Regions from separate parts of the Homo sapiens genome. Here region 1 is linked to region 2. Evidence: chromatin loops called from intact Hi-C (ENCODE). Cell type or tissue: PC-3. All regions are shown on one strand. Each heading gives the region's core, and the rest is flanking DNA. Links, peaks and the distances in the headings are about the cores only. Region 1 holds the start of IQCJ-SCHIP1 (IQCJ-SCHIP1 readthrough). Region 2 overlaps IQCJ-SCHIP1 (IQCJ-SCHIP1 readthrough).

The links. Hi-C counts contacts between places; a loop is a spot of excess contacts. Peaks named below come from ENCODE experiments on the same cell type or tissue, not always from the same donor. Only the 100,000 strongest peaks of a DNase experiment are listed, where the experiment ranks them.
Region 1: a loop joins it to region 2, with 2.7 times the contacts of the local background. A loop is called at or near these places in 2 of 110 quality-filtered maps.

Annotation. Positions count from the first base shown.
Region 1 is chr3:159,068,542-159,085,409 of GRCh38, forward strand. It overlaps IQCJ-SCHIP1 (IQCJ-SCHIP1 readthrough), which reads left to right and starts at 778. Exons shown (of 10, transcript NM_001414413.1): 1 at 778-900. The coding sequence starts at 892. It overlaps IQCJ (IQ motif containing J), which reads left to right and starts at 778. Exons shown (of 4, transcript NM_001042706.3): 1 at 778-900. The coding sequence starts at 892. In PC-3, for the core only: no CTCF peak of the experiment used is centred there; a DNase peak (open chromatin) is centred at 9,490; H3K27ac peaks cover 1,409 bases.
Region 2 is chr3:159,245,493-159,257,147 of GRCh38, forward strand. It overlaps IQCJ-SCHIP1 (IQCJ-SCHIP1 readthrough), which reads left to right. Exons shown (of 10, transcript NM_001414413.1): 2 at 351-415; 3 at 7,235-7,315. IQCJ (IQ motif containing J) reads left to right here. Exons shown (of 4, transcript NM_001042706.3): 2 at 351-415; 3 at 7,235-7,315. Among named protein-coding and RNA genes, the nearest start is that of SCHIP1, 22 kb to the right of the region's middle. In PC-3, for the core only: CTCF peaks have their summits at 6,223 (motif pointing left) and 7,487 (motif pointing left); DNase peaks (open chromatin) are centred at 6,939, 7,479 and 8,569; H3K4me3 peaks cover 539 bases; H3K27ac peaks cover 1,402 bases.

The sequences.
Region 1 (16,868 bases), core at 5,530-13,529, 180 kb before region 2:
TTCTTCCTATGCTTAATTATGTATAAATTTATAGACTTAAGCCACCTGCCTGCTCAATGCTTGTATATAATCGTACCTCTTAGCTACCACTTAATGTTTCAGGGCTCTTCCTTTATATTCTCTTTGCTTCAAACTGTACATTTAAATATCAGTACTCAGCTCAGCTTCTGAGTATTAAACATTTTTTTTTCTCCACTTCCTTGAAAAGCTGTGAACAAGCCTTTTAGCATTTTATCTGGACCAAACAGTAGTGGTTTTACATGAGAAACGAGAACTCTGCAAGTAAATCTATGTGTTTATATGTCTAAAGTGCATTATAAAAAGAAGCAATAAATCTAGTTTTCTACATAAAAGGAATTAGATTTTCCAGTTTACCTCTGCACTGGGATTAATAAAATGCGCAACAAATAGCTGATGGAATGATCCATTTGAAGTTTGTAAAGGTATCTAGGGAAGCTGGCTGGAGTAGCCTTTTCATTTTTTCAAAAGCAGGATGCCTCTTAATTTTTTGATTCAGTCTTGTTTCTCAATGACTGTTTTAAAATGAGCTGAGAGGCTGTTACCTGCCTGTTTCTGCATGGCTGAGCAAATTCACCCGTAAATCCAAGTTTCTCTTCATTTCCATCACTATACGTCTCCAAATTACAGAGAATTCATTCCTGAGCTGGAGAGGTGCCAGAAGTTTCTCATCTAGCTGTCTGTGGGCTGCCTTTTTCTTTCCCCTCTTTGAGGCTTTCTGATGCCTAGAGTGAGCTCAACTCAAAGGTTTCCAGCCTCACACTCGCCTCACATTCCCCCACAGTCACATTGCGCTCTGTGATTCTGAGGAATACAGTGTGCCAGCATCCGATCCAGTCTCCTTTCACCTGCAGGTGTTCCAGAAACTTCAAAATGCGTCTGGTAATGTATTTGCTTTTCTAAACGTGCCACTTTGATGTGCATTATATGCAGCTGCTTATTATTTTTTAAAAATCTGTCTTCTGAATTAACATGTATGCAAAAAATGTCAAAAAGAGCTTATAGAACAGTGTGGGCTTAATTATTGGTCTAGGTGCGTGTGCATGTGTCCTTGTTAATGTAGGCATGTGTGCATAAATATGTATTATTTATGTATACATGTGTCTGTGCGGACAGATTTCACTAAAGGAATCTCATTGAAAGCAACACTTCCTATGAACATCCAGATTTTCTAGTCAGATCTGTAAATATCTTACACAACAACAGCAAGTAGAGGAAAAATACATTTTTCACACCCATGCAAATGGTATGTTTTAAACACTTATTTAAAAAGCCCTCCTTTCTTGTGTGTGTGTGTGTGTGTGTGTGTGTGTGTGTGTGTGTGTGTGCGTGTGTATGGGGAGGAGGTGTTGATTTTTGAAAATTGGGAGAGAAGAGTTATATTGCTGCTGCACGAGAATTTCTACCCCATGTTACCTGCCTTCTTAAAACTCAGTAAGCACTGAGGGGAAGAGATGTGGTTCTGCTTTGGAGAACCTCAGGGGGACGTTGATCCGCAGTGTTCAGCAGGAATTTTAGGTATTCTAAATACTAGTGCTTGAATAATAAGTAGATGGGGTAGATTTGCTATAGCCAAATCCTTCTATGTTTTCTGGCTTGTAGGAATCACATTCACACTGTACATTTAGGATCTGCATGTGTTTATTGAACTCTAGTAAAGCAGCGTGAGAGTGCAGGCTCATAAATCACATTATTTATTTGCTAGTGTTGGGTGCTAGATTCTAAGATTAAGAGATTACTTAGCAATTAATAATATATTCAGCATCCCTTGTCTCATTGGGTGAGATTTACATCCTTGGGACTTGCTCTTCTAGTTATAAAGATGAATTATTTAAGGTTCATACTTAATTGCTATTTCAAATTCTTAAGCTAGAAAGATACTTGCAACACTATATTTAAAAGACTTATTTTGAAAAATGTGTATGTATATTTCTAACTGGTGGTGAGCTAATTATGACTACAATGTGCTATATGCTTAAAAATAACTGATCTTGAGTATTGCTTACTTTTGTAATAGAAACTTGTTTTCTGGTCTTCAGATTATAATAATTCTTTCACTTTGCATTATGCTCTTTTTGAGATCAATATTAACTAATTTTTGTAAAGAAGAGAAAATGAGGTAGCAAGTCAAATAGCATTCACAAAGTAGGTTTTCTTTGAACTAGTAGTTTTCTAAGAAATTAAAATAGTTTTTCACAAGTAGGTTTTTTAAATGTACGTTGGGTAGTGATACTTGAAAATGGAAGCATCTTAAATATTAGCTTGTTAAGTGGAGCAGATTAGGATAGTATTAATGCCATCTTGTAGTTTCTTAATATATTTAAGATGATGTAGTAAATAGGTTAATTATTTTATATTGGCTATTATTTTTGCTTCATGATAATGATTATAAAAGCAACAATTGCATTGGATTTACTTCGCATTGTGGACAATTGTAAACTTCAGTAAAATAGTTGACTGAGTTGTAACAATAAAAATGAATATTATTAAGGTCAGTGTGAAAGCTACTCTTACTTTTTAGCATCCAAGATCTAATATTTTATCACATATAGAGCTGTGTACTTATAGAGGATTATGTATATTTTTAAAAATTTACATAACTCTAAATGCTGATTTTATCAACCATGTTCAATTTATAATTAAAGTATAATAGTACAGTAAAAATGCATTTCAGTATGTAGAAATGGCCCCTTAAAACAGCATATTATATTAGGAGCCATTAAAAATCTGTGTAGGCTATTAATGTTATACTCATATATTGTTCTGTGTGTAACTGATTTCTATTTTAGGTCCTATTCATTTCCAATGTTGTAAATGAACCTAAGATTGTGTCTTATTCAATGTAGGAATCTTGCCTTGAATGTAAATATCTTAATGAAGGTTTTAAATTGAATGAATAGGATGGCTAAAGATTTACTAGCACCTTTTTTCACGTGCTATATATGCATAAATACATATATAGAAATATTAATCTATGTAAAAATATTCCTTGCCTTCAATCACATTACAAAATACCCTCACTTTACTTTTGAAGTCAATTATTTTGTTTGAGGTTTCATAGGTGTAAAAAGAGGTTTTGTTTTTCAGAGCTTATGTAGTACTGTGTGGTAAAAGAAAAACATTCAGTGCCATTTTGTAGTGAATATCATATGTACTAAAAAGTGAGAGGAAAGAATGCTGCATTTGCCATCTGTCTCTAAGTATGACCTCCTACTGGCTTTAGACATATTGTAGACCAGGCCTTTATTTTATGAAACAAATTTATATTACCCCAAAATACCTAAAATGATTGTAAAACACTTACTTCCCCTCATACAATAGTTTCCCTATTATGTGACCAGGACTGTCTTAACAAACATTTTATTTTTAAGGCTCACATATAGAATGAAGACATAAAAAATATAATTTGTAGGCTGACCATGCATCCATAGCTGAAAATATTCATCCTTTAAGTAAGCATTTATTAAGCATCACATTGCCAAGCTGGCTTCTAGCTTTGGGACAAAAGGAGGTGTCAAGGAGGGAAGCTCCTGTTTAAAGATACCATTCCTGCTATTTCATTATTAACCATTATTTATGGAGGCAAGACACCTTCAATATGGTTTGAGAATTGCATTGGATTTTTTGTTTTTTGTACTACTTAGTTTCAAAAGGACAAAATCCTTGGGAGCATTTTCCAATAGAGAAGAACAATCACAGTTAGGGTGGGGAGGGCATGCTGGTCAAGAAAGACTCTCTGGAGAAGATGAGTTCTCAACCAAGCGGGGGAGGAGGTTATTAGCAAAAATTGATAAAAAGGAGAGTAATAGGAGAATTTGGAGTGGATGGAAAAGAAAGGAGAAGTAAATCACGGGAGGAGACAAGAAGGTGATGGCATTGTATGGAGAGAGGAGCCGTATTGGAAGTAAGAGGAAATCAAATTTAAAAAAAATTACAGAGTTGGGCTTTAAATTTTTCAAAATTAATATTCACTAACCTTATTAGAGTCTGTGGAAAATTATTTGATTAAGTAAACATTTCTCCTATTTTGTTATGCCAAACAACCTCTGTAAATGCATTTTAAAATCTACATAATAATTTTAATTCATATTTATTGAGTATTTACTATGGGCCAGCTATGGGCCAGGCACTGCACTAAATACTTTAAATGCACTATCTTATATAGTCCTCATTGACTATTAATATCCACATTCTACTGGTGAAGAAACTGAGGTACCGAGAAGTTTAATTAACTTGTCTGAGTTTGTATAAGGTCAGAAATGGAGGAGTGGGATTTGAACCCAGATTCTAGAGCCCAGCCTTCTAGCCACTATACAAAAAAATCACAGTTAGCTTATTTCATCTCTAGTTCCAGGTCCAGACTGGTATGGCTAGTTGTTCACTGGGTGTGTCATTTAGGTTCTCTGGGAAGAGATTCTGAGACAGAATTAGTAGTGCAAGTGGTTTATTTGAGAGTAAAGACAAATGGGGAAGGAAGCAAAATTGGGCAGGGAGAGCCTTCTGACCACACAATGCAGATATGACAAAATCTCACCCAACCCAATGGCAACCTCTGGAGGGAAGATTGCCCATTAAAGGAGTCTCACAGTGGGCAGAAATGACCAGGCCTAGTACCCCTGCTATGCTCAATCACTGGCTGGGGGCTCCCCGAAAGAGCATGGCTGTGGCTTAAAAGTTGAGGAAGATCCTGAAAGTCCTGTAGCTGGATGTTGTCAGCTAACTGCACTTCTTGCAGCTGAATAGCAAGTTCTTTCTTGAAGGAAGATCTGAGCAGTGTACCTCCCTGGCTGCCAAGGTGATATCTCTACAAAATGTATCATAGGAACTTAGCGGTAAGGTGAGCTAGGTGCCTAGGGTGAAGAATTTAAGGAAGTACCTATGCTTTGGGTCATTCAAGTGCTGAGTGGGCACCTCAGAGTAAGTGTCTCCTTAAGTTTTGCACTCTCAGGCATTTTGCCTGTCTCACCCAGTCCCCAGAACCTCCCATTCAACACACTTAGAATTGATCTCATCATAGTCCCTCCAAATGTACTCTTTCAGTCTTATCTCTCAGGAAAATCCAAGAACTGCTCAGTGCATCCTCCCACTAGTCTCTTTGCTCCCATCCAATTCAGTCTCTCCACTGCCACAGCATCATCTATGTTAAATACCACTCTGATTTATAATTCCAATGCATAATACTCTTCATTGGTTCCCTGTAGCCTAAAGAATGAATTCCAAGGTTCTTTCTGTGGCATGTAAAGACCCTGTGTGATCTGACTGCATGGACAATCTCGACTGAGGGCTGAAGCAATTTCAATGCTTATATGTAAGGAACATTAGAATTGTTTATTTTTAAATATAGAATAGGTCATATTTAATTCTGGGGTTGAAGGTTGTGTCGGAATTTGTAGAGTTAAGATTTCCCATATGGAGGAAGCAGAATCAGATGATTTGGAGGTGATTAGAAGGAATGGGGGTAGTTTCACTGAAATTTGGAGAATATATGGAAATTAATGGAAGATATACCTGCAAAAGTAAATTGGAGCTGGCCGAAGAACTGCGGTCATGGAGTTTAACTTTTCTTTTGAAGGGATCTGATCAGAGAAGTAACATGATCAAAATAGGCTTGCGTGAAGGTGAATGAGGCTGTGATGTGGAGGCTCCACTGAATGGAGAGCAATCAGGAGTCAGGGAGACCAGTAAGAAGGCTGTGTTGCTATTCCAGGTGAGAAGAAATGAGGTCTTGAGTTAGGAATGTAAAAAATAAAAAAGACATGAAAAATATGAAGTAAGGATAAATAGGATTTTAAGTCTTATTAAAAGAAGACGTGAGGGGAAGATAGTACTCAAAAGGGACTTAAACATTTGAATTGAGTGATGGGAGACTTATGTATAAGAACCAGAAATGGACAGGAGGAAGATCTTGTTGAGGAAAGATGACAAGGGTCTAACAGGTGTCTGCAGATGAACCATCTCATTTATTTCCCCAAATGAATATTACACAAATCTTTCATTTTTCTTTCATCTCAGGCACTGCTCGTTCAACTCCTCAAATTTTGCCTGATTTTCAATTTACTGTCATTTAGAGATTTTCACGATAATCCTTTAAACAAAAGATTAAGGCATCAAAGACAAAAGTTATGTTTACAGACACCAACAATTCTAACAAAATTTAGGTTCTTTTTTCTAAATTTCAACTGTAGAAACACCTTTTTGGGATCCACACAATTTCTTACAGCCAGTTTGAGTAACGAATTATTATTATATTTTATTTTTTAAGAAGTTGTTTGGCTTCATACAGACCTGATCCTGCCCAGCAGAGGCTGACAAGACTGGCCTATCTAATTAAAGTTCTTTGTTCCTGGGGTAGATAGAGGAGCCAACACTGTTATCATGAGTTGCAGACATCTTCTCATAGAGGAAATCTGAAACTGCTGCCTCCCACTGCCCAACTAACAAAGGGACAAAGGTAATTGATTTAACATGAACCAAAAAAGACTTTGCAAATAAAGATTCACATTATACATGATTGTGACACATAATTAAAAACTCAATTTTCAATAAAATGGAAATAATGGCAAAGACTTGACGCTAAATAAGCTTTAGGTACAGAAATGAATAGTAAGTTTTATAGGAATTTGCAATGCAATATGAGAAGCTCAAAGCAAGTATTTAATTGCCCTGAAAACTGAACAACATAACAGTCACATTTGCATATTCTTCCAGGCTGACTTGTTTTACTGTAGAGTGCAGGAAAACCCTTGTAGGAATATTACATTAGTATCCATGGTGTACAAAAAAAATTTTTTTAAGAGATAATCAAATTAACCTCCAAATCTGACTGAATAACTGCCTACATTGACTTGTGCCTAACAAGCTGTGACAATCAAAAGATAAGCTGGTAACATATTGTTTGTTTTGTGACAGTGATAACAGAGATCTAATGCCTCATTCCTCACTAGGGCTGCCAGACATAGAAATACAGGATTTGCACACTCTGACCTCCAGAGCATAGAGCTATCGTAAGCCAATGAGTATAAATTCCCTTTTTTGTCTCAGACTTAGACATAGGACAATGTGTTTTCCTGATTTCATTAAAAAAAATGAATAAGATACTGAAACATAAAAGGGAGGGGTCTGTGTATGTAGACATTTGTAATTCTGTGCTCTAACTCAAAACTTTAGGGAAGCGATCTGTATGGACGATGTTTAATCTTCATGGCAGATGAATGAGGCAGGCACTGTTGGTTACTGCCTATCTTACAGATGAGGAAAACTGCTAGAGAGGCTTGATAACCTGTTGAAGGTAACACAGTGGTCAAGTAGCAGAGTGGATTTGGACCCAGGGCCTGAGCTCTTAGACATTGAGCTGGGCATGGAGGGTGTGAGCAGAAGCAGTGATTGGCTGGTAGGGTTTGCCCACCCAGAAGGCTCTTCTCTGAAGCTCTCCATCCTTGGGCCGCTCTTCTTACCTTTCCTGGGCTCTCAAACTTTCCTGTATACTGTAAGGAAATACAGTTGTAAATTCAGGAACCAGCACCAAACCTATTTTTTTGATGGACTGATAATGAATTTCTCACTGAGCTTAAAAATATGTTGCTACCATATTCTAGTGATGTATGTCTCTGCAGTGTGGGAGTCCATCTGCTCATCCTCACCTAACTATATCACTCTTTTAAAATGGGCTTTGTTGATACTTGAATTGGGAGACTTTAATTCTGCCTTCAATTTTAGTCCACACTGGACAATTTGAGCTCATACTTTATGGGAAATAGCAAATTGCCACTATATGCTACTCTATGACCATGTATATGTAATTAAATATACATGAATATTCCAACTATATAGCAGTCTGATGAAGGAAGAACTAGATGTGATGGAGCTCCCTGGTAGGTTCTGTTTGTTAGCAAGGATGACCCCATTTAAAACCCCTTATATGTCTCATTCTGAAGTCTTGATTTTCTTATCTGTAAAATGAATATTATGACAACTAGTTCCTAAAAAGAAGCATGGTGTAGTGGAATAAATACAGGCTTTGGAATCAGACATGCCCCAGTGCACATCCCCTTGCTGTCACTTTGGAAAGCCACTTTAATATCTCTGGAACAGGAATAATACTTCTTAGTATTGCTGTGAGGATAAGATGGTGCATGTGTCAGTCCTGGCATAGGGTAGGTATTCAATAAATGTGTTTAGCATATCATTAGGAGCACAGAGACAGAATGCATAAGTGGATAAAAGCACCTGACCCTGGACCCAAACTTCCTAGGCTCAAATCTGAGCATTATCATTTATCAGCCGAGTGACCTTGGGGAATTAACTTCTCTGTGCCTTAGTTTTTTTGTCTATAAAATGGAAATGACTAAAGCACCTTTTTAATAGGGTGGTTGGGAATTATAGGAGACTTAAGGTATATAAAGTACTTAGAACAGTGCCTGGCATGCAATAGACACTCCATGAGTGTTAAGCCCCTCTTTTGAGATTTATTTCACTTCAACGTGATTTCTTCTCAGAGCTCAAGGCCTGGAGATTCACAGTACATTTAGGGGCAGGCATTTCCAGTTTCTTGTTATCTAAGACCTAAAACAATACTTGTTTTAATCCAGTGTCTGCTGAAAATTGATAGTATCCATCTTAGTTTAATAGGTTCTCATATCATCTATACCCATTGTTGGCAAAGGCGGGGCTCTCAATAGTAAGTGTGGGGGAAAAGCAAATTAGTACAACCAGCTTTAGATGGTAATTTGCATTTAAAAAATCTATCAACACTTGATTAGCACCTCCCTTTTGACCTATCAATTTTACTTATAAGAATTTTTCTACAGGTGAGCTCACATAACTGAGCAAAGACATGTGGTGAAGTTTTGGTTGCAGCATTGTTTGTGTTATTAAAAATCCATAAACAACTAAGTATTCAGCCAGAGAAAAATATTGAAATAATTTATGTTATATCCATGCAATGGAATACTGCAGAGGAGAGAGCTTAAAACTGAGCAATACATGAGAATATTAAAAAGTATACAAACATACTTTTAGGAAAAAAGCATTTTGGGGGCAGTCTATAGCATGAATGATACTGTGTTAAAAATAGTTATATATTTACATCCATTTGCTTGTATAGTCATAGTAAAATTCTCAAAGCATGTATGAGAAACTGGTGTTTACCATTGAAAGTAGAATGTATGTGGAGTGAGTACTTTTCCATTTCACTTTATGTACCCTCTTTGAATTTTAAAACATGGGCATATATTGCTTTTACAACTTAAAAAAAGTTATTTTTAAAAATAGTCAATAAAAAATTCCTTTGTTCCCTTTACTGCCATATATTAGTTTTTTTAAAAAATTAGTCCTTCTTGCAAATGTAATCCTAAGCCTTGATGTAATATTTTTGAGTAATTGAGCCAACTATCATCTTTAGTTAAAACAGGACGTGTATCAACTCACGGCCAAAGCTCTAATTTGCTCCCAGGGAGCACAGACCAAAATGACTAAGGAAATACCTTAACATCAAGTCACAGGAGACTCTTAAGTCCTGTGGCAAAATTTCCTGCATTTCAAAAATTCATGCACTTAGAGAGGAAACATTAAATCAAAAGCATTAGATGGGGGCAAGGAGCATTGAGTCAATGACTTTTCCTCAGGACTTATTAATGCTAAACATGGGGAAATATTACACAGGGGACTTTTTTACATTAAGGTTTGTCTGTATTTCTAAAACCCCTCACTCGGTCTTTTGCAAAATGCTATATAAAAGTTACATTGCTTTTGGGTTTTGAGGGTGGAAGTAATTTGCATGAGGAGTAATCAAGGTTCCTTGCCCTTTGTACTTTCAAAAGTACCTATACACACATTGTCTTATTTGATACTCACAAACAAGGTATTTAGGACAAGAATAAAGTTCATTTTCTACATAGGGATCTGAGGTTTGGAAAAGTTAAGTGACAAGCAAGTCAGCATGGAGCTGAACACAGAAGGACTCTTGGCTGTGTCTTGGCCCACCCGCCCCCCGCCTTTTTTTTTTTGCCACCAGCAGTCAAGGGCATGGCTATACAGAAGAATCACTCCTATGGTTGTGAAATGTGAAGTGGTTTAGTATTTTCTTGGAATTACTTTTAACTCTGGTCTAGAAAGACCCAGGAATGGCAAATTGAACTTTCTCCCCAAAGTGAATTATAAACATCCTAATTTAATTGGTTAAGGAACCTCTAATAAAATCCAGGTAGATCTAGTTTCTCATTTTGCCTCTAGTCCTTACTAGCCATATAATCTTGGGCAAACTGTTTCCTCATCTATAAAATGAGGATAATGATAGCTTTAACCTTCCATGGCTGCTGTTAAGATTTTAAATGAAATAATGTGTGAAAAGTGCTTGGCAAAGTGCATGGTAGATAGCAGAGGGTCAATAAACACCCATGGCAATAATAATTATTAATAATATGATAACTAAATCAGGGTCCAGGTCATTGTGGCAGGCAGGGTTCTGATAGAGGCCAGAACTTTTGTCTACTTGGAGGTGACAGCCAGGAGCTGCATTCCAGAGTGGGTGCCAATCAGCTTCTTCTGTTTTGAAGGATTCTTCCCTGGAAACACAAAGAACCAACTAAGCATGGGCAGGAAAGCTACTTTAAACTTCCCTGCATGTCATTGTGGGGGCTTGGGCATTTCTGACTGAAGAGAATACCCCCAGTTTAAAACAGAGTTCACCACCTTTCCAGTTTATGATCAACAGTAAGACGAGGGAGCAGTCACCTCCCCTAAAAGGGCAACCTGATGATCTTCTTGCTCTGGGGAGTTGGTCTTTAGCCTCCTAAAATTCAACTTTAAAAATCAGATTTTGGCTGAAATCTGAGAAGCCAGAGTTCAGAATCTAGATAATAAGCAATGAAAGGTCTATTTGCTAGCTATTTAGCTTAAAAGTATTTTACTAATTTCTCATCTGAGTTTTTAAAAATTATTTTTCTTTATTACACAGTTTATACTTACTGAAAAAAATATACAGAATCAAGATGAAAGAAAATAAAAATCCTTAGAAGCATTTCATATTCATTTTGGTATATAGCCATTGAAACTTTAAAAAATAAATATGTTTTAACGAAAACTCTAAAGCACTGAATGCACAGTTTATGACCTCTCAAAATCTAGGAATATATCATGTACATCTTTCCATGTCAATACATTTTTTCCTATGATTTCATTTTCAATGGTTGCTTAGTATTTGATCGGGTAGACATTCCATAATTTAATCTTTGGATCTTAAATGCTTAGGTTGTTTTCTTCCTGCAAGAAAAATTCTTGAAAAATTATTGCACAAATCTTTATTTTTTTATAAAAAATAAATTCCTAAAAGTGGAATTTTTAGGTCAAAGAGTAAATGCATTTTAAAGGGTTTTGATGTCAAATTGTCTTCCAGTTAAATTTGCCAATTTTACCCTCATTATTAGTACAAGCATATGATTAATGACTATTTAGGTAAACATGACTTCCATTTATTTATTGCAAAAGTTGAATACCTTTACAATAGACTGTATTGCTGCACCAGAAATAAAGAAGATTTCTTGCTGACACCAACTCCTACTTTTGTTTTTATAATCCAAACACAATATATCTTAAGACAGTATGTTAATTAATTCTATTTAGGAGCTTGGTAATCATGATCAGTAGAATAAACTTTGCTTTTGGTGGAATATAATGGAAAATGTAGAAATAATTTGGAGGAAAAGTTACTATGAGCACACTTCCCTGGAACCCATTAATTCCACCCACATACCCTTTTTAAGGTGTGAGAATAAAACAGTCAGGGGCGTATAAACTCTTCCACTGTGGTTATCATCACATCAATTTTCTCTATGGTTGGAAGTAACCCTGCCTGATCCCTTCTCCACCACACTAGGCTTCACAGTAGAAACATGAAGATTGGAACCTTTTCAGCAGAAATTACTCTTGATGACACCAGCCCCGCTGTCAGAGTAATTCCTGCTGGAAAGAAGGCATCTGAATAATTGGTCTAATAAACCGCGTTAGTGTTTCATCTTGGCAAAGGATTAATTAGGGGAAGAGAAACTAACATTTATTTGGGTTGCTATTTGACAGGCCGTTTATTATTACATTATTGGATTTAATATACCCTACCAACTTATGAGGTAGGTATTGCCGTAGGCATTTTACAGTGAAAGAACAGAAATTCAGTCAAATAAAGTATCTTGCCTAAGGCCACACAGCTAGTGAGCTGCAAAGGTGAGATTTGAACCTGGGCTCCCTGCTTCGGGAGTCTGTGTTCTTTATACTGTTCCTTCTCACTGGTTGTAGAAGTCTGACTGTCTCTCCTCTAGAATAGTGATTGTAAGTATTTAGCCAACTAAACTGCAGGTTTCCTCTTAAAATCAGTATGTCAGGTTTACTTAGAGCACTCAGAATGCTGAGTCTGTTTAGAAACTTTTGTAGGCCAGAAACAGAAAATCTGCTAAACTGGCCAGACAATAAAGAGTTTATTGTCTTAGGTAACAAGATATCCTGAGACAGAGAGACTCCTGCCTTTTTTCAGAGGCTCAGTGATTTCATCATGGACTCAAGTCCCCCATCTTGCTGCTCTGCCATTCTCAGTGCTGTCTTGTAGGTGTCTTTTATTGTGTGATGACTTCAGAAGCTCTGAGTGCAACATCTTCATGAATACAGAGACAGGAAAATGAAATGGCTCCTCCTCACACATCCGTTTTCTTTTGTAAGAGCAAGACAAACTTCCCAGTAGACTCTCTCTGGCGCCTCATTGCCCAGGACTGTGCCATAGGCCCCTTCCTAAACCAAACATTGGCATTGGGAATGACTTAGGCCAAGATTCACCTGAGGTTGGGGAGGGTGAATGCTGATATCAGAGCCAGGCTTTGTGGCAGGAGGAACCACCAAAAATACTGCCAATACAGCATTCGAGAGATTTTGAGATTTCTTTTTGTAGTTAATTGTGTATATATTCTGGGATTCTTCAGTGGTATAAAAGTATACTGTTGCTTTTCTAGATGGTTTTATTTTTATATAGCTACCAACTACAAATGAGCACATCATTTTTTCAGTGTGGTTGACCAAATCCTTCCCATTTCCATCACCTTCTCCAATATAATTTATATTCTTCTTCTTTACCCAAATGTTCATCTATTCTAACTCTTCTTCACAGTCCTTCCGAATACGACTTTTTCCAAGAATGTGGGGAAAGTATGATTTTAATGCAAAATGAAGAAGAACCCAATATTCCCTGTCTATTAGAGTTAGTGTAATTTTTGCCCTTAAACAAAAAAGAGTATTGTCTTATTGGAGAGACTTAAGTAGAATAAACATACTTTTCTGTCATTAATAAATAATCTGATCATCTTGTATTTCAGCAATTCATTTAACCCTCATGCTTGTATTCAAACAAAACAAAAATTGAAGTGGAGGGATGTCCATTAACTGCCAAAATAATTAGTTCAGTAAAACAACTTGTTGATTCAAGGGGAAAGGTCAGTTATTTTTTTCATTGTATTGGCTTATTAAATTTGAACAGCCAATTTAGTTCAAATGTTCATCAAAATCTATGATGTACTAACATTGTGGGAAAGTAAGAGGAGCTATAGAAAATCTTACACAACCTGGTAGAGAAGAAGAATAAATAACCAACTTAGAAAAAGTATCTATAATAAACTATTACATAAGATACAACAAAGATATATGAAAATTATAACATCAATAACAAATGTATTGAGCACTGATTATGGCCTAGATTGTGCTTCTATTTGCTTTACAGGTATTAACTCATTTAGTTCCCAAACAACTCTATAAGTTTTTTTTTTTTGTTAGCCCTATTTTACAGATGAAAAAACAGAGGCAGTAAAGAAGCATAAGGAGAGTTTCATGGGAATTTGGATGAGGATGCAATTCTTCCTGGGAAGTTAGGGGAGCAAGTGTTTTAGGGGAAAGATATGTGAAAAAGGTGACCTTCCAGCTAGTGTTGAGGCGAGAGGCCCAGGAAAAAAAAAATGGCTTTGTAGTGGGGAAAAATGGCATCTGCAAAGCATCTCTGAAAGACCTTTGTGTGTCCTGTGTGGCTGAAGCACTGTGCAAATATGTGGAGGTTAAGGAAAGGGAAGCTGTGGTTGGGTTGTCTAAATGGTGTATGCCCAGCTAAAGGGCTAGAGGTCTGTCATCATGAGTCAATACCCATCTAAGTTGTTTATGCAGGAGAGTGACATGATGAGATGTGGCTTTAAGAAAATGATTCTGGGACAGATAGAGACAACCAGATTAGATGGGGGAGGACATGAAAAGGAAGAGGGAGACCCACAGGCTCTATAACCCCTCTGTGAATAGCAATGTCATTGTTCAAAATGTGAGAGAAATCTGATATCCTTCAGCAAGAACACGAACCTCGACCACATGCCTTATACAAAAATTACCTCATAATGGACCACAGACTTGAATGTAAAATGGAAAACTATAAAAAGTGTAGACAAAAATAGAAAAATTTTGAAACCTCGGATGAGGTAAAGCCTTCTTAAACTTGTCACCAAAAGCACTATTCATAAAAGAAGAAAACTGTCAAATTGGACATTATCAACATTAAAAACTTTTGTTCTGTGAAAGACCTTGTCAACAGAAAGAAAAAGACAAGCTATAGCCTGGGGGACAATATTTGCAAATGGCATATCTAACAAAGGAATTGTATCTAGAATATATACAATGAACTCTTTCAACCATAAATAACCCAAATAATCCTTTTGGAAATTGGACAAAATACATATACATACATTTCACTTGAAGAGGATATATAGATGGCAGATAAGCACATGAAAGGATGTCCAACATCATTAGCCATTGGTGAAGTGCAAATTAAAATGACAGTGGGATATCACTATGTATCAAATCAGAATGGCTAAAATTAAAAGTAGTGATAACATCAAATGCTGATGAGGATGCAGAAAAACTGGACCACTCAGACACTGGTGAGAATATAATGTGGTACAACCACTCTAGAGTAAAATATGGCAATTTCTTACAGAACTAAAATGTGCTTACCATGCAACAGTATAATTGCACTGTTGGACATTTATCTCACAAAAATGAAAACTGTATTCACATAAACAACTGTACACAAATGTACATAGCAGCTTTAGTCTTAATAGCTCCAAACTGGAAACAACTCCAGTATACTTTAATGTGTGACTGGTTAGTCAAACTGTGGTGTGTCATAAACTGGAATATCATTCTGTGGTATTCTCCACTGAGTGAAGAAAAACAGTATCAAAAAATTATATATTGTATGATTCCATTCATATAACATTCTTGGAGTGACAAAATTATATAGATGGGGAACAGATTCATTGTTGCCACAAGTTGGGAAAAGAAGAGGGAAGGAGGCGGGTGGGCCGTAAAAGGGTAAAAGGAGGGATCCTTGTGATGGAACTGTTCTGTATATGGACTGTGGTAGTCGTTACATGAACCCATATATGTGATAAAATTATATAGAACTAAAACCACACGCACACATATACAGTGCGTGTAAAACTGGTGAAACTTGATTAAGCTTGGTGGATTGTATCAATATCAATTTTCTGGTTGTGATATTATACTATATTTATGTAAGATGTCATCATTGGGGGAAACTAGAGAAAGAGTATACAAGATTTTTCTCTATTATTTCCTACAACAAAAATTGTATGAATCTACAATTATCTAAAAATAAGTAAAAAAAAAAATAGGGAGAAAAATGAGTGTACTAAAAGAAGATAAATTCGGTTTGGAAATGTTGAGTTTGAGAAGCTAGAAGTCTAGTAGCATGTTCTTAGGACAGTTTTAGAGTGGAAGAATGGAAGACTAATTTGAAGATATTGGTAAATCTGGGAGTTGTTTGCATAAAAATAGGGAAGTCTTTGATGAGCTTGCCCAGCGAGTGAGAATAAAGCCATAATCATAATAAGAGCTCACATAATTGACCTATCACTGTGAGACATTGTGCATCCTGTAGACATGTTCCTTATTCACTCTTCACAACAATCCTATGATGTAGCTACTATTATTATATCCACTTTACAGATGAGGAAACCAAAGCCTAGAAGGGTTAAGCAACTTGCCAGGGTCACACAGCTGGTAATCAGAGGAGCTAGTCTATGTGACTCCAGAGGTTACCTTCCCTCCAGCATGAAAGAAAAGCACTGAATAAAAGCACAGGAATATGATCATTTCAAGTTTTGGCAGAAACTAGAAAAACTCATGAAAATGACAGAGGAGGTAACCCCATTAAGACCCAGGTTTTATATCCTGAGTCTTGATGGGGATTTACTCTAGTCCTGTCTTTCGGGTCTTGGAGGCACATCCTAGTTACTTGTTATCAAGGGGAATGCATAAGTTCTTTTTTTTTTATTATTATTATACTTTAAGTTTTAGGGTATATGTGTACAATGTGCAGGTTAGTTACATATGTATACATGTGCCATGCTGCTGTGCTGCACCCACTAACTCGTCATCTAGCATTAGGTATATCTCCCAATGCTATCCCTCCCCTCTCCCCCCACCCCACAACAGTCCCCAGAGTGTGATGTTCCCCTTCCTGTGTCCATGTGTTCTCATTGTTCAATTCCCACCTATTAGTGAGAATATGCAGTGTTTGGGTTTTTGTTCTTGCGATAGTTTACTGAGAATGATGGTTTCCAATTTCATCCATGTCCCTACAAAGGACATGAACTCATCATTTTTTATGGCTGCATAGTATTCCATGGTGTATATGTGCCACATTTTCTTAATCCAGTCTATCATTGTTGGACATTTGGGTTGGTTCCAAGTCTTTGCTATTGTGAATAATGCCACAATAAACATACATGTGCATGTGTCTTTAAAGCAGCATGATT
Region 2 (11,655 bases), core at 3,656-11,655:
ACTCTGTCGCCCAGGCTGGAGTGCAGTGGCGCAATCTTGGCTCACTGCAAGCTCCGCCTCCTGGGTTCACGCCATTCTCCTGCCTCAGCCTCCCAAGTAGCTGGGACTACAGGCACCTGCTACCATGCCTGGCTAATTTTTTTGTATTTTTAGTAGAGACAGGGTTTCACCGTGTTAGCCAGGATGGTCTCGATCTCCTGACCTCGTGATCCACCCGCCTCGGCCTCCCAAAGTGCAGTCCAGAACTCTTAATGTTGTGTTGTATCAATTTTGCTAACAGTTATGCTTGAATAGCATTGCTCGGAAGTAGCTGGTGACAATTTGTAAGATATATCTTCTCTTTTTCACAGGAAGAACTGAAAAGATTGCAGAATCCTCTAGAACAAGTTAATGATGGAAAATATTCATTTGAAAAGTAAGTAAAAAGTATTAAGTTAAATCATCTGCAAGGTTGGAAAGCTTGAGTAAAAAGAAAATCTTTCTGGTAAAAATAAGTAAGTAAATTGGACAGTTTCTTATGTTATCATTGTGGTCAGAGCCCAGAAATGTGGCTCATTTGAGATATAGGTAGATAAATGTATGACTAGTTGAGCAATGAAAAACAAGCTCTACTGCTTAACAGAGTAATATGATGCCTGGAAGATGTTTCTGGTGGTATGTCTGAGGGCTTGAAACTTAACTCTGACCTGTCTTAGTCTTTTAATCAGGGACATTTGTAGAAGGCAGGCATAAAATTTGTAAAAAGTGCAAAGCTAACACTAAGACTAACAGACTGAACATTCAAATTAACACTACAGAATGGGACAAAACTGAGCTAAAATAAAGCAAAAAAGAAGAGATGAAATTGAACAGAGATAAAAGTAAATATTTATAATATACCCTGTACTGTTGAACACTCAGAGACTCATCAAATTCTGATTATAGCCTTTTGATATAGGCATTATTATTTCCATTTCACGGATGAGGAAAAACAGGCTCAGCGAGGTTTCAGCAACTCCATGTATACTCAGCTAGTGAGTGGTGAGAATGGGAAATAAACCCGGGTTTGGTTGCCTCGAGAATCCTTGCTCTCAATCACTGGCTGAGCCCTAATGTACTCAGGACTAGTCAAGCTGGTTGGGTGTCATGCTTGGCTCTGGACACCACGTTTAAGAATCACATTGACATTGCCAAGAGTATTAGAAGAGGTCAATTAAAATTGTGAGAGTTCTGGAACCATGTGAAACTACTACAAAGAGCTGAGGATGTGTAGCTTGGAGAAAAGAAGTCTCAGAAGAAATGTAATAGCTGTCCTCAAACATTTGAAGGATGTTCCTATAAAAGAGAGGCTAAGTTGCTCTTCGTGCTCCAGAAAATAGAACAAGAGTCAATGAGTAGGATATATGGAGAAACAGCATTGTGACTCAGATAAGGAAAAACTTTTGTAAAAGTTCAACCTACCCCCAAACAGAATGAACTTTGTTAAGAAGTGAGCCGTGGAGGGGCAGAAAGGCATCACACCTTTCCTCACTCATTATAAGGAGCACAGCCAACACTCCTGTAACAAAAGACAGGTTAACAAAAGAAAAGCACAACAAGCTTATTTAATCAGAGTTCTTTATTTTGTTGTATTTTATTTTTTTGAGGTGGAGTCTCACTCTGTTGCCCAGGCTGGAGTGCAGTGGCACTATCTCAGCTCACTGCGACCTCCGCCTCCCGGGTTCAAGTGATTCTTCTGCCTCAGTCTCCTGAGAAGCTGGGATTACAGGCACGTGCCACCACGCCCGGCTAATTTTTGTATTTTTAGTAGAGTCAGGGCTTCACCGTGTTGCCAGGCTGGTCTCAAACTCCTGACCTCAAGTGATCCACCCACTCAGCCTCCCAAAGTGTTGGGATTACAGGTGTGAGCCACCGCGCCGGTCTATTTACTCAGGGTTCTATGTGACATGGGATCCTTCAGAAATGAAAACCAGGGAAATTTTCCACTTTAATAGTTAGTTTTGATGAAGAATGGACAGCCCTGTAGAAATGTGATTGGACAAAAAGGAAGGATCTACTGTATGAGATGGGAAAACCCAGCAAGGCTGTCAGTTCAGATTCTTCTTGGCCTCTCTGTGCAGCATTCCTTCCTCTTGGGCATGGGGCAAGAACCTCTGGAATGAGGGTCTTAGGACTCTCCGTCAGACTAGGTAGGTCAGAGAATTTGTTTATGACCAGATTTTACACAGAAAAGCAGGGGAAGGTTAGAGGAATATTTTTAGTTTTTGTAGCTTGTTTGGGGGAGAAGGGTTCTAGTTTCTATGACCTGCCTTGTGGAAGAGGAATTCTGGTTTTTATGGCTTGCATCATGGAAGAAAGAGGGACAGGGACAGAAGGGCAAGAGAAGGTCAGAGAGAAAGTGACTTTGCTTCTGAGGCCTTTTCTCCTTCGGTTCAAAGAACTCAGCATGCCAAACACCATACTTTACAGTATGTGCTGAGCCCCAGTAGCTGATAAGATACTGGAAGTGCCCAAGAAGAGTGTAAATGACCATACATCTGAAATGTTGTTAAAAAATATCCTGGAAAATTGAAAACTTTGGGTCTGATGCCTCTTTCTACTCTTTCTTAGCTTTGTCAGTCCAGACAAAATTTTTAACCATCTTGAGCCCCACTATACTTATCTTTAAAAATGAGAATAGTAGTCTTGACTTGACAGTCTTATTGAGAGCATTAAATGAGACAGCCCATAATAGCCTGATACCTTCAATGCTGGCTCCTTTCCTTTCCATCTGGGCAAGGGTTTGGGCAAGACAATCTCAAAGGTTCATTCCATCTGCACGATCCTAAGAATCTGGCATGTCATCAGATTGAAAGGAAGTTTCAGCCCTTTGACCAAATGAAGTTTCTGTTCATTTATTTTTATTATGCCTGCTCTCGTTAATATGAATAAATAAGAATAAAATAGTAGAATTTCCCTCCACCACCACCGTCAATAGCTATATGTAAACAATAACTAAAGAGTTTTTTGCTGACAGTAGAATGAAGACTTTTCTTTTATAGAGATTACTGTTGTAATGACATTAGGTCTAGATCAGTTATTTTTCACCTTGGCTGCACTTAGAATCAGCTGGGGAGCTTAATAAAAATGCCCTGGCTTAAGCTCCACTCTAGAAAAATTGAATTAGATTCTCAGGGGATGAGGCCCTGGAATCAGTATTTCTTAACATCTTCCTTCATGTAGCTCTAACACGGAGTTGGGGTTGAGAACCAGTAGTGAAAATATATTTTAGGCTCATTTCACTTATTCAATAATCTCCTCATGCAGCTTAATTCTCCAAGGACACACTTTCTGTATGATGTTTGGCCCATTTATTTATTAAACCTGGCCATGCTGGTTTTTCATTATTGATTTTTTTTTTTTTGAGATGGGGTCTTGCTCTGTCACCCAGGCTGGAATGCAGTGGTGTGATCTTGGCTCACTGCAACCTCCACCTCCTGGGTTCAAGCAACTCTCCTGCCTTAGCCTCCTTAGTTGCTGGGATTATAGGTGCCTGCCACCACACCGGCTAATTTTTGTATTTTTAGTAGAGACAGGGTTTCACCGTGTTAGCCAGGCTGGTCTCGAACTCCTGACCTCAGGTAATCCACCCGCCTTGGCCTCCCAAAGTGCTGGGATTACAGACGTGAGCCACTGCGCTCAACCCATTATTGATCTTAACGTAGGAAATGAAGTTTTTTTTGTTCTGCTAACTGACCACAATTCTATATTAAACCTCTCACTAACACCAGCATGTATCTTTCTCAACTGTCTTCTCTCAGGAAGATATTTGAAAATTAATGGTATATACGTGGGTTTCCATCTGCCCCACCCTACTCTTTCTGCTTTATTATCCAGAGGACTGAGAAAGCTAAAACTTTCTGGAAATGACCAGTTTGTTTTGTGTGCTTATTTTTTTTCAATCCCGATTGAGGAATTCCAGCAATGGGAATTAAATACTTCCTTCAAAGCACATGGGCCCATGGGGGTAACCTTTCCTTTCATGCTTGTCCAGGACAGAGAGAAAACAAGCAGTGACCACCAGCCCTAACAACTATACCCATTTGCCTGGAATTCTGGAGATTTTTTTGGTCTGTTTCAGGTCAGGACTACGTCCTTGAATGCTGTCAAATTTGATTGAAAAATTGGTGTACTTTGAGTGAGCAGATTAGGCATTTCGTTATAGCTGCAGCTGACTTAGGTGCTGATGTAAATCATCTCAGCTACTTGAAATAACCATAAGTTAAGTGATAGTGGTGTCAGAACAGTTGATTGGTTATTCCCCCTTGGAACATTACATTTATTCTGAATGCTCAACAGGGTTTTGTGGTAGACAGTTAGTGTGAAGGGGAGGGAAGCTGCAGCTCCATACTATCTGAGACCATTGGCAGAGCCAATCAAGTGCATTTGTGTACACACACACACACACACACACACGAGCTTAGCGAAGCTTGGCATGTGCCAATAAACAGAGAAGAGCAATTGGTAAGGCCATTAATTGGAAGGCTACTTATGACTCCGTTGTTTAGGAAAATCACTTATTAACTTAAGTAAGACCTTAGGCTGACTGCCATATTTTTGTAAATATTAAATCAGCCTGGGTTTCTGGTAAGAGATGTGTGATTGCAAGTCACACATTGTACTGAGGAGTAATCATTTTATTACCCACAGACAATTATTGATGGAATGAACTAAAGCTATCAGATTTAAACCAACAGGTATTGGTAGTTTATAGTTTGGTGAGGATATATAAATAATACCCCCAAATTAGCAAACGTGTTAATATTATGAAAGTTTTATTTTCTTTATGAAAACATTAGGTCTGTCTTTGTTGCATATCTACAGGCCCTACAATATATAACTTTATTGCTTAATTTGTAATTAATAAGTAACAAGAGTCTTAAAGTATCCTTGTCATAAGTCTGTATATATAATATATAGAATTATAAAAATAAGACTTTCTGTGTTAGTCCTTTCTCACACTGCTATGAAGAAATACCTGAGACTGGGCAATTTATAAAGAAAAGAGATTTAATTAACTCACATTTCCACATGGCTGGGGGCGCCTCAGGAAACTTGCAATCTCGGCAGAAGGCACCTCTTCACAGGGCAGCAGGAGAGAGAATGAGTGCCCAGCAATTGGGGGAAGCCCCTTATAAAACCATCAGATCTTGTGAGAACTCACTATCATGAGAACAGTGTGGGGGAAACTGCCCCCATTATTCAATTATTAGATTATCTCCACCTGGTCTCGTCCTTGACATGTGGGGATTATTACAATCCAAGGTGAGATTTGGGTGGGGAGAGAGCCAGATCATATCACTTTCTATGCCCACCTACCCAGGATTAGGTTCCTCCGTGATTCTCCTTTAATAATATCTGTCACACTTGCAAATACTTGTGTAATGTTCATGTTCTCCTAGATTGTGGGACCACAGGAACAGGGACCATGTCTAGTGTTTTCACCATTTTATCCTCCATGCTTTGCATCATTCCTGCCACACAAGAGACATTAAATATATGTGTAGAATGAGTGATTAACAATTAATTAGTAATGGACCCTGAATACCAATGGCACAGAGTAAACAAGAGTGCTTCCTTGCCCCTCAACAATCAGGCTGAGTAACCCCAAGCTATCTTGGGGTGCTGACACCACCTACTTGTCATGTAGGAATTTATGTGCTCTCCTATGTTTTCCCTACCGCCAGGACATTCCTTTCTAAAAAGAAAAAAATACATTTGTGATTCTAAGGGATCTCTCCAGCACAATTTTTTTCTTTTTTTCCCTTTTCTTTACTACCACCATATTCCTAGTCCTCATAACCTGGACTATTTGAATAGCTTTCTAACTAGTTTTATGTCACTCTCCTTGCTCACTCCCACCACAAATCATCCTTAAACCCTCCATTTATCATATTTCCCTGCTCCAAATGCATGGAGCTCCCTGCTGCAATAGATTATGATCTACAGTGTGAAAAGCTTTTCACACTGTAGATCATAATCTATTGATGGTTTGTTAAATAAATTTGGTGGGTCACCACTGACCTTTTAAAAAAAGTTTCAAATATAATTCAAAAATCAAAGTATATCACATGTAGTTGGGGGAGTAATGTTTCTTGAAATTTTTATTGCACACACACACACACACCCCTACCTTACCACATGCACAAGTACTGAATTGGGATGTTAAATATATTACCTATGAAAACTTCAGTCAGTGGGATTAAGTTTAATAATCCTGATATTAAAATACTCCAACCAGTGCCTTCTGGTGGAGAGAGCAGTGAGATGTGAGTTTTAATGGGGTTCCTCCTGTACAGTAAATTTAACATTATCTCTCCAAGCTTCAGATTTTTCAGCTGTACAGTGGGGAAAGTGACTTAGTTAATGGAAGTTACTGTGATAAATAAGATAATGCACATAAAATGCCTATGACAGTGTGTTATACACATTATGAGACCAGTAACTATTAGCTTTCTGCTTATCAAAGCCTATTTCCTTTTGTTCTCCTATTTTTTTCATCCACTTCGACCAAATTTCTCTTTATTTTCTAAAAATATCCTTTGAATGTTTTCACCTCTATTTGTTTTATTGTCTTCCTCATATGTTGCCCTTCACTCTCAACTTACCTACTTCCTATCCGTCCTTCAAAACTCATCCCAAGAGCTGCCTTCTCCATGAAGCCCTTCTTGATCGTTGTAGCACTAAGAGTGCTATAAGCTCACTGAAAGCAGTGATCATTTCTCTATAGCCCTCTGCCTTTCTACAGGTCAGAGATCCATGCTTTGTTCCCAGTGGAAGCCCTGAAACGGCTTACAAATGAAAGGAGGAAAGGTCCAGTGGCAGTGGTACTACTGGGGATGAGTAAGGTCTTCTCTACAACTTACTAGTTGGCCAGTATCATGGAATTTATAACCATATCCTTGTGTTTTTTCTCCCCCTGAAATTGTCCAATATGCTCCTTTTCTTTTCTCTTAAAGGAAATGATTTTCATACCATAGCTATGAATGTTAGTTGAGAACAGCAAAAGGACAACAGAAATAAAAGTCAAAGCCACATTTTTTTTTTCATGATATGGTTACTCATCCATCATCCATCAACAGGAACTTTAATAAATTAAAATAAACAAAATTGAATCTACATCTTATTTTACACATAAGTATAAATTAGCAGTATTATTGCTATAGATGTTAACCTTCTGGATTGGGAGATATTGAGACATTATTTCTGTTTCTAGTCACCAGCTGGCCATGGATGCAGAGAATAATATTGAAAAGTATCCCCTCAATCTACAGCCCTTGGAATCAAAGGTGAAAATGTAAGTTATTTCAAAGTATAAATTAAGCAATTAGTTCTAGTTTTATGAATTCCTGAATAAATCTGGAATTTTCGGGCACAACAGTTATGCATCTTTATTTTACATTCATGTGCTGCATATTATTTCCTCCCTCTTCTAAGCAGGAACACAGCTACTTTGGGTACACAGCACCATCTACTGGGTAGTACAGGGAATTATTTGCTTGCCATTATTTTCACCACTTTTTGGTTTTTCCATTTCTTGTCTAGTACAATCCTTTAACTTCCACTAGCATTTTCCTTTGCCTTTCGTCTTAGTAACTTGGTGGTTAATTCTATCTTTGAACAATTTGGTTATTTCCACCTCAAGCCATCTATGTATCACACACACACACACCCTTTTAAAAATCCTCTTCTTTCTATTTCAGCTTCTTTTCAATTATTTTGGGAAAATGTTTCTTCTCTTCTTTTTTTCTCACTTCTTATCCTTTTCTTCTTATTGTCTGTTAAGATACCCAAATGTAAGCCTCCTCCCCCATTATAAATGACTATTACCTTAAAATAGTGCTAACAACATCTCAATATTAACAAAATGAAACTAACAAGATCCAAATTGAGAAAGACTTTATTATAGAACAAAATATTAACCTTCTAAAACCATTTTAAGTAGAGAAGGGGCCTGTTATAATTACCTTGGAAGCAATTTCAAAAATATTTATGACCGTTTTCCGAGATCTTTTCCTGTTCTGATTTTCCTTCAGAAGCATATATGAGAAATGCCAGTGAGTGTATATTTAATCTCTCTCCCCACCCTCTCCCTCACAAACACACACACACACACACACACACACTCACACACTCAGTATAACACTCCGAGAAGCATGAGAATTTAAACGAGAATGTTAACATATCTGAGCTTGGCCAGAATCACTGATCTGTTTTTTAACGTGCAAGGAGGAATCTTTTAGAAAAGAAATCGCCCTAAAGAAGGGCACCTTGAGGTGTGTACAACGTTGAACAACACCAAGTTGTTGCTGGACTTAGGAACTAAAACAGAAATCACACAAATACATAATATCCTGCTGGATAAGAGCAAATACCAATACATACCCCTGTAAATCTATGTTAACCTTGGTCACCAGTAAAAAGCTTGCCTCTGCATGAGCATAGAAGGCTACCCCTCAAGATGAAGTCCAAACAAGACTTCTGAACCAGTGGGGTGCCCAGCTACAAAGTTCTGTGTCACACTTACTAAATACATAATGAATCAGGCTATCGAATCATTTTGTGTAAGCAGTGTGTCAGCCTCACTACACAGGACATTAGTTGGCAAACATAGGTTGCTTTATCATTAGGAATTTTCTCATTAAGATAAGGTCCTGTTAAATGAAAATGTGCTGGTGAAAGAAAAGTTGGTGTATGACAAATTAGAGTGTTTAATGTGAATGCTGAAATTAAGTTAGAAAAACTCCTGGGTCTTTTTCAGTTCCCATCACCTTCAATATGTAGGGGCTGTGGGGTAGGTACCAGGAGAAGGACTAGGCAGAGAAAAAAAATCTCTGTGCTTCAGATTCCAGCCAGCTCAGAGAGCCTGAGATTTTATATTTGTTGATTTGTTGGAGGAGTCTCAGCTCAATGAGGTGCAAACAGAATGGTTTTTATCTCTTCTAATAATTCTGAATCCCATTTCTGCTCACTGGAGAGAAAGGAAGGAGAGAAAACTTAATCTTGCCCAACAATAGAACTTGAGTCCCATTGGAGAGTTTAGTCTAGTTCAGTGACTTTTGTCTGATGTGGTTATTAAATTCTTAACTCTCATGGCAGGTTGAAAATCTCCTCTCTGCATACATGAGACCTTTTCTACAGCTGAGTATTCTGCTTCCTTCCTTTCCCTCTCCTCTTTCTATCTCCCCTTCTCTCCTCCTTCCTTCTCCCTTCCCTCCTTCTCCCTTCCTTTATCAGTGTTACCTCTCCCACCCCCATGTACTAAATACCAAGACTGCCCCAGGTTTCCTATGAATAGATGGCGGACACTTTCACTCTCAGCAGTTGTTTCCTTTAACAACTGTCCTATGTTTTGGGACTCTGAGGGAAGGGGCCATTGGGTCTCCTGTAATCCCCCCAATAGTATAGGCTGCACATCCTCAATGGGTTTGTGCCCCTTGCTCTGCGGGGGCTTTGCCCCATGATGCACCAAGCAGTGCCTTCCTCCAGCTGACCGTGGCATCTTCAACAGGGACAATCTTGGGATATTCTCATTCCTGCTTTCCAAGATAAGTTTTTTTAGTCCTGAAGAGCATTGGGTATAAAAAATGTGCCCTTGTCCCAGGTACCACGGTCACCCTGTATTATCACAGGCTTTCTCTTAGGGTCTTTTGACTTCTTTTGGTGGGGACCAACTGAGAGTCTATCTTCTCCTGGGGGTGGAGGGAAGTGAGGGTCAGTCCACCATAAAATCCCCTCTCCTGAAGGCTCTCCTTTCCCCTCCATGATGAGAAAAGAGTAAACAGTTCCCATACAGGGTGTCTGGCTAGTCTAGTGTCTGCAAGCCCTGAGGGGGATGGAGGTGCTGTGGCAAGGCAATCTCTGAATGTAAAAGAGAGGAAAGATGAGACCTGTTCTCAGGTGTGGACTGCCTTCACTGTCTACCTGTGGGAATCCCAGGATGGGGTCAGAATAGCAGGAAAGGGTCTCAGATGGTTCCTCGTACTCAGGACATCGTGAAAAGGAAAGAATTTATAAGAAAGTGTAAACCTGCGTGTGGCAATGCAAAGTATCAGTGGCAGGAGGCAGAGGCCTGTCAGAAAGTGTGGCTCAGTGAAAAAATGTGTGAGTGTCGGGGAGGGTGCCTGTATCAAAGTTGAAGGGAGTGTCACAAAGGGTCCATTACCTGGTTCATGAATGCAACTGTTAAGAGGTAATTTTGAGTATTAGACCAGAGGATCAAAAGAGTGCATCAAAAGGGCAAAAGCAATCAAGATCGTATGGCTATTAATGAAAAGGCATTTGGGGGAGGTAAAAGGCAAGTTCTCTGAAGATTAAACAAAGGCAAGCCTCTCAAATCAGAAAATTTGTGAAAGTAAAAGTAATAGTGAAAGCACCAAAAGGAAGGCTCTCTGAGCAACTCTAAGGCTAAAGATGAATGTGTTCCTAAGAGCCTTAAGGCTGGAACAAGCTTTGGGGGATGAAGGTGCACAGCAAAGGAATGCAGGCTTAGTGAGAAGGCCTCGCAGCACAGGCAGAGGTGGGCTCCCCCAGCCCCAACAGGCTGCTGCCCTCCACCTTGTAATTCACTCTTTTCATGTTGTAGCAAGATCTAAAACAGATCTTCCTAATACAAACCCTCATGTAAAAGTTGTTCATTAGCTATGTGCGATCCCCCAATCCCCTTCCATACATTTTTAACAATGTATTTACTTTGTGATGGAACAACATAGAGATGTATTGAATACAAATTGCTTTTTTGAAAGTCAGCTCAATAAATATGCTCAATCCCTCTCCTGATTTTTATTATTATATTTGATTTTGTAATGAAACAACATTTAGGTTCTATAAAGGAGAGAGAGGGGCAGAGAGAGAGAGAGAAAGACAGAGAGACAGAGAGAGATAGCATTCCCAAAAGAACTTTAAAGATGTTTAGTAAACCCTTATTAAATTGCATTTGAGAGTAATACATTTCTACTTTAGTCAAAAATTTAATTAAAAGAAGATATGAGAGAAGAGTGGTTGAGAGCACAGACTTTGAGTAACTTAGGTTCAAATCCCAGCTCTGCTTTTTACCTGCTGTGTGACCTTGGGAACACCAGTGGCCTCTCTGGGCCTCAGTTGCACTCCTCTGTAAAACGAGAATGCTAACATGTCTTATTAAATTGTAGTCAGCTTTCAATGAGAAAATTCAAGACTAGACATTTAGTCTACTGTATTTTTTCCATGCAAACATACCTTTTTCAAACATATTTTTATGTCCACTTGGGCTAATAAAATATTGCCAGGAGGGATCCTTAGATGATTTGCACAGGTGACTTCAAAGTATTTGAAAATGTTTGATATGTCCTTTCCTTAAGTAATTATAATAGTTTATCTAGGAGCTCTATTTGTCAAGTTTGGGCTAAGTAATTTACATACATTATCCTTGACTTCTTGCAGGGGTTACAAAGAAGTTATTCTTACTCCTATTTTATGGATAAGAAAGAGGGAGGCCAGTGTGTTTAGTATTTTGTCTAAAGCTACAGCTCATGAGAGGTAAACTAGGCAAGAACCTCTATGACTCTAAGCATACTTTATCATGAGATAAAACTTTTTCTTCTTTGAGCTATTTCTGGGATGCAATGTTAGAAGAATTACATTTGTTAATCACCTACT